Linked DNA regions of Homo sapiens: region 1 is linked to region 2. Evidence: chromatin contacts called from ENCODE Hi-C or POLR2A ChIA-PET data. All regions are on one chromosome and are shown on one strand. The core of a region is the stretch at or near the end of the contact, and the rest is flanking DNA. Distances in the headings are between cores, read along the strand shown. Region 1 has its middle 94 kb from the start of LINC01376. Region 2 overlaps LINC01376 (long intergenic non-protein coding RNA 1376).

Region 1 (2,832 bases), core at 128-2,627, 130 kb before region 2:
CATGATTGTAAGTTTCCTAAGGCCTCCCCAGCCATGCTTTCTGTACAGCCTTCAGAACCATGTGCCAATTAAACCTCTTTTCTTTATAAATTATCCAGTCTCAGGTATTTCTTTAGAGCAATGCGGGAACAGACAAGTACATTTCCCCAGCCGGGTCTTCTAATGTATCACCACTTCTTGAGAACCTTGTGAAAAGGATTCAACAGTCAAGTGGGCTTAGAAAAAGCTGCATCTTATTTCTTTTGGAAATTTACAACACACCCTGAGAAGTCATATAGGACCAAACCCATCTAAATTTATCTCACAATGTTTTGAATATTGTTGCATGGAAACTTTCCCCTGCTGAATACCTGTTAATATATCATTTAATGAATGTTCAGCAGCTCTCATTTTGTGAAACCCCACATTTTGTGAAACCCTTCTCAGGGCTTCTTAGTGAGGTCAGTTTCTTTGCAGTGCTTTCTGAATGCTGCACGACTTACCATTTATGAAACAAGTGTCACAGATTAACCTCAGTTAATCCTCAAAGCAACTTTGAGGTAGGTACTAGTCATTCAATCACTAATTAATTAAATAATTCATATTTATTAGTTATCTACTATGGGCATGGCACCCAGGACAAGTTTGCTATTATCCCCATTTTATAGATGGAAAAACTGAGGCACAGAAAAGTTAAATAATCTATCCAGAGTGACATGATCTGCAGATGACAGAGCCAGAAACAAATTTCAGCTTCTTTGATTCCCCATCTTCTGTTGTTTTCGCTTTTCTGACTGCAGATAAGTCTGTAACTGTCAGCTTGCCCCAGTATCACTCTAGAAGTTCAGGAGAGGGGTCTTTGCTATAAGCCGAATCTAGATTCCTGCTCTGTCTCATCTTCCCCTGATGTTGTCTCTGCTTTCAGCTCTGAGGGTCTGCAGAGACTCAGAGCCCCGGCCACCTTTGTAGTTCCATACTCTGAAGACAGAGAGCAAGACAGAGGCCTTTGAATTCCTCTGCACTTGGCTGCTTCCTAGAAGAGACTCTCCCAGACACAAAGCTTTGGGACAATCATTCTAAAGGGTGCCCAGGCATGGTGGGCAAGGGTGGGAGGCCTTTGGACCTTGGAGTTTCCTGTGCTGTGGTCTAAGACCTGTTCAGTCAAGTCGAATTGTACCGGAATTGTGGAGTTTGTGTAGCGAGCCCACAGCCAGCTGTTTATTATTTTAAGAACTCTTGGTTGCTGCTCTTAGATATGGGGGTGGAGGGGGGCAAGCCTACTGTGCAGGGCGGCTGCCACATTCTTCTGGGAATGACAATGTTCCTCTGTGTGCTCTGCAGTGACCCCTCGGGCAGAGCTACTGCATTCCAGAACCCTATGCAGCCAGATGAACAGAAACTATTTTATCTCCTCAGTTATTGAAACAGAGTTGAAGATCTAGCAGTTGGACTTCTTTCCCTCATGTAGCCTTTATATAGGGAAGACCCCACTGGGGACTTGGGATTGTGACACTCATGGCTGTATCAGAGTAATAGGTCTGCATGCTCACACTATGCTCTGTGAAGCTCCCTCTTCTTTTCCTCACCTTTCAAAATGTGTCCCTGCTGGGTGCCCTGCAGTATGAATGTCTCAGTGTCCCACTGAAACATCTGTTATTACCCAATCGGGCTCAACACCCCTTCCAGCCATGTCCCAAGACGCTAGCGCTGAGTACTTTCAATGAAACAGAGCAATGTCCTCGAGCTGTAAATGCCTCCCAAAGACAATCGGACAGAACTTCATTGTTTTGGGGAAGAAGGCGCCTCACATAGTGGTCACATTGTGGTTACCAGGGCCTGATGATTAATCCACAGAGAGGATGTGCAGGAGAGAAGAGCTGGCATCATTCCTGTAGACGGAGATTCTTGAAAATTTCATGTCTCCAACTGAACATGTACATCAGAAACACAAGATTCCCATTGTAACAGTTTCTTTGGTGACCTTATTTTTCCATTTGTCAGTTGGCATATATGTAAGTACCTTTTGTCTCTGCCCAGGGATACTGTGTTCCTGAAGTATAAATGTTTTTACTCTTCAAAAATTTACATTGTGCTGACTACAATTATACTTCTAAAGATGCACACATATTGTGCTTTCTAAAATTTCTAAATCAGAAATGAAATATTGGGCAAATGGTGCATGTAGAAATTAACATATTCAGATACTGATCAATATGTATATATTTAGTACAAATATTAAATTCTTTTTAAAATCAAGTTTTCAAAAGCTCTGTGCCCAGATCTTTTGGGGTTACTCTAGGGGTTTCAAGCACTATCTGCCATGATTCTGTCCTCCACGATTCTGTCCTCCACATGATCACCACCGAGTGAAGAGGACTCATAAAGTGAGACAAACACTATACTCATAGGCAAACGCTGTATGAGAGGAGCTGAAACAGAAGAATACAATGATATCTGGTGGATGACAATTCGCTGCTCTGACAATACTGGTACTGGACCTTAGACAACTTCTTTGAGTTTCTGTTCCCTCTTCCAGATAAGTTTGCTCTGAAGAATAAATCATGAGATGTATGTATAACACGCTCTTTCTCAACCAGCCTGATGGAATAGCTGGTTAATAAACATTTGTTTTAGGATGGCATTGTGATTTTGGACTCCTATGAAATATTTTCAAACATAATCTTAGTAACTGTGCCCCTCAGGCCTCTTCGGAACAGCAGTAGCTGCCAGGTGGGCAATGGCAATGGGGATGAAGGTGGGGCTGGTGCAAGAGTCATTAGGAATTTGGTCATTGGTTGGATATCAGATTAGGGAGATGTGTCTCAGAGAGTTTGTGTTTCTACAGTGGACAGC
Region 2 (3,098 bases), core at 570-3,069:
ATTTATATAAATAGCATATATAATAGTAAAAATTACATTATTTTAAATAATTATATCTAATTATCTGTATGACAAATAAGCCCCTAATAGATGGTATATTAATCATATGTTTATAGTTTTTTAAGTGATTTACATGTAATGATAAGCCTACATATCACAATTTGTAATTGATATAAACATAAATTGATAATAGTACAAATACATATACAATATATTAAATGTGATATGTATGTGACATATACGTGAGGCATACAAATCCATAATATGTAATACAGGCCATAATATAACATGACATATAAAACATATAATACATAATATTGTGATATATGTAATGTGTTTGTATAAAATACACAATACATGATATATAATACATGGAAATTATGTCTTTAATAATTGTGTATAATTACAGTATTATCAGAAATTTTGATAGAGGGTTAACGATTAGATTATTTTATATTTATTTTAATAAATATATCCTTAGAGGACATATTTATTTATTTTAATAACTATATCCTTAGAGGACAATATTCTATATTACAATATAACTCAATCAATAAATTTGATTATTAACTAATAATATTATGGAGTAATTAACTGGACTATCCAGAGTTTAATGTGTGCATCTGGCCATACACAAGTTCACATTTATTGCCTACCATGTGCTAGAAACAGTGCAAAGCACTTTACATATCACCTTTTTAAACCTTCCCACAAACCAGCAAGGTAGGTACCATTCACTGAAAAGAAATTGAGGCATATATCAGTTAAATATTCTTTTTTTTTTGTTTTTCCTTTAGGGGCACAGAGCTAGCAAAAGAGCCAGGAATCAACCCTTATTTTGTCTTATTCCAAATGATATAGTGTTTGTATTCTACCAAGTCAGATAAGTAGGTGGAGAAAAGACAAAGTGACAAAACACAGGAGGGACAAAGAGATTATGCCTTCATGCTTCCCTGCTCCTTGAAAATGTAGTATATGCCAAGTTTTCATTGATTCAGTGGGTAAGGCAAGGGACACTGGCCTGGTGCCAGTTCAACCACTCTTTCAGTCTCTTGTTTATTCAACAAGCTGTTCCACTGGGTCCTGGGGAAGAGGGAATTATTTGGGGTGGCAGCCCATGGCATATGTCCTGATGCAGCCCATGGCATATGTCCAAGCCCCTCCCAGTGTGACACTCTTGTGACCAGGGTCCATATGCTCATGGCACTCCCTTGGACTTGGCTATTTTTTTGTTGCCTCTGGGACTGCAGGCTAAATACTTGGCACTGAAAACATTGCCAGCAGCAGGACAGTTTGGGAGTACATCCCACATGGGCACTGAGTCAACAGTGCCAACAGGAGGAAAACATATGAGCCCGGGGAGATTTCTTAACTATCTGCCCAGTGGGGGAAATTGTTTATTTTCTACATATCTCCCAAAGAACCCATTTATGAGCTCCATTTGTGACTTCAAACAGGTAAGTTGGCAGAGACATGGCAGTGAAGATAAGATGATGACTAATTAATAGTCTTGCAACAGGTTTCAACACCCAGATCTACAACTACCATTATTTTTTTTCTTAACCACTAACATTTATTTTCAAATACAAACATGCTTCTAAGTATTTTTCTTAATACAGATAATAGTTTTATCTTGTTCCTGGCACGATTTCCTCTTCCCGATAGGGTTATAAATAGGGTATTCCATTTGGCAAGGGTCTTGTCCGTGGCATTGGAGAGACGATTCTATAGTTACTGTAACAAAACAGCACATAGTTGGCATATTTCTCCCCAAACTTTCCTAACATTTACACTGCCATCTGCATACTTTTCACTTGACTTCACTCTGAAAATTGACTGTTCCTCTGATACATACCAGAGACTTGGCTACTTGGACATTTGGAAAAAAAATAAAAGGAGCAAAACATGAAAAAGGAAGCATTCTTCCCATTTCTGATCCCAGGCATTCAATACTTGTAATAGTACAGTAGTTTGTAAGAGTGGTTTAAGGTAGCTTCCTTTAAGGTCAATTTTAATTTTAAGATTTTAGGATTCTGTGAATGAAGGGATAATTCATGAATATACTAATATCGATAACTGCTTTATTTTCCTGAGTTTATATGGCTAATTGCCTATATTCAAATATATATGTAGAAAAATGTGGGAGCAGTATGTGTGTGTAAGAAAACTCAAAAATGGGTCTTAAAAACACAATAAAGTTAAAATGGAAGATCCAGACCTAAAACCCTTTCCAAAGTTCTGCTCCCAACATTTCAAGTAAGTGTTAGATAATGCAAATTAGTTTTTAAGAGGATTAAGATGTTAGAACATAATATCTCTGGAAGTTCAAGGATTTCCATTGTTGTGAGACAAAAAATGCATAAGAATACAAATCTCCATAGTTTCGTCTTCCAGATAACCTGATAACCCCCACCAGTTGGGCTTCACTTTCTTTTCAGGTTTAAAAAAAGGAGGGGGAAGGTTTTGGTAATAGCTGCAGGAGTTATTGATGAATTGAGGATTCTCCAAAATGAGACTTTTAGAGAGATAGAATACACATAGCCCTTGCCTGAAGAACTGGATAAATCCACCCTGTCTTCATCAAACATGGTTAGCCCAGGCATCATTTGAATGAATGCGAAGGGAAAACTAACTTCTCGATGTTTTTTCTTGAAACTCTGCCTGTGCATTTGCTCATGTCATATGAGCACATAGAAGAGAAGCCAGGTCACTGAGTGAATATTGGCCCATAACACATTTTATGGAAGGCTATTTGGTGCCTAGTCACCCCCAGAATGTCTTCATATGAGGATTTACTGAGCCAAAAACAATTTAAGATTTATTTGAGAAGTCACCCAAGTGATGAGTCCATTTGTGGATACAAAGATATTAGTGATTAGAATGGTTGCATTGGAGATGAGAAGTTTCATTGCTGTTGCTGCTGTTGTTTTATTCTTTTTCTATGCTCTTATGCAAAATACTGTAGGAAAATAATTTTTTAACCAAGTTTAATGTGAGATTTTACTTGTGATTTTGATATTTTGATCCCAAGCCTTTGGGTAATCAAATACTTACAGTTGGAGAAGTCAAATTTTCTGTTTTTATTTTAACAATCGTTT

Evidence for each region. A loop is a pair of places that touch in the nucleus more often than their neighbours do. ChIA-PET counts read pairs that join two places held with the same protein, here RNA polymerase II (POLR2A). Pooled maps may share reads with other maps.
Region 1: a loop to region 2 is called in a map of PC-9, with 4 times the contacts of the local background. The contact joins two enhancer-like sites. A Hi-C loop is called at or near these places in 2 of 168 maps with a recorded cell type or tissue (PC-9 and mammary epithelial cell) and 5 of 50 pooled maps. POLR2A ChIA-PET finds 5 or more read pairs at or near these places in 1 of 52 experiments (MCF 10A).

What each region holds. Positions count from the first base shown.
Region 1 is chr2:19,120,021-19,122,852 of GRCh38, reverse strand. No RefSeq gene overlaps it. Among named protein-coding and RNA genes, the nearest start is that of LINC01376, 94 kb to the right of the region's middle. Within about 2 kb of position 1,377, at least 5 of the 41 ENCODE cell types and tissues checked have a DNase peak (open chromatin) inside an H3K27ac peak, as active enhancers do.
Region 2 is chr2:18,989,977-18,993,074 of GRCh38, reverse strand. The region is part of intron 3 of LINC01376 (long intergenic non-protein coding RNA 1376); the gene reads left to right. The region is part of intron 5 of LOC105373456 (a long non-coding RNA gene); the gene reads right to left. Among named protein-coding and RNA genes, the nearest start is that of LINC01376, 35 kb to the left of the region's middle. Within about 2 kb of position 1,819, at least 13 of the 41 ENCODE cell types and tissues checked have a DNase peak (open chromatin) inside an H3K27ac peak, as active enhancers do.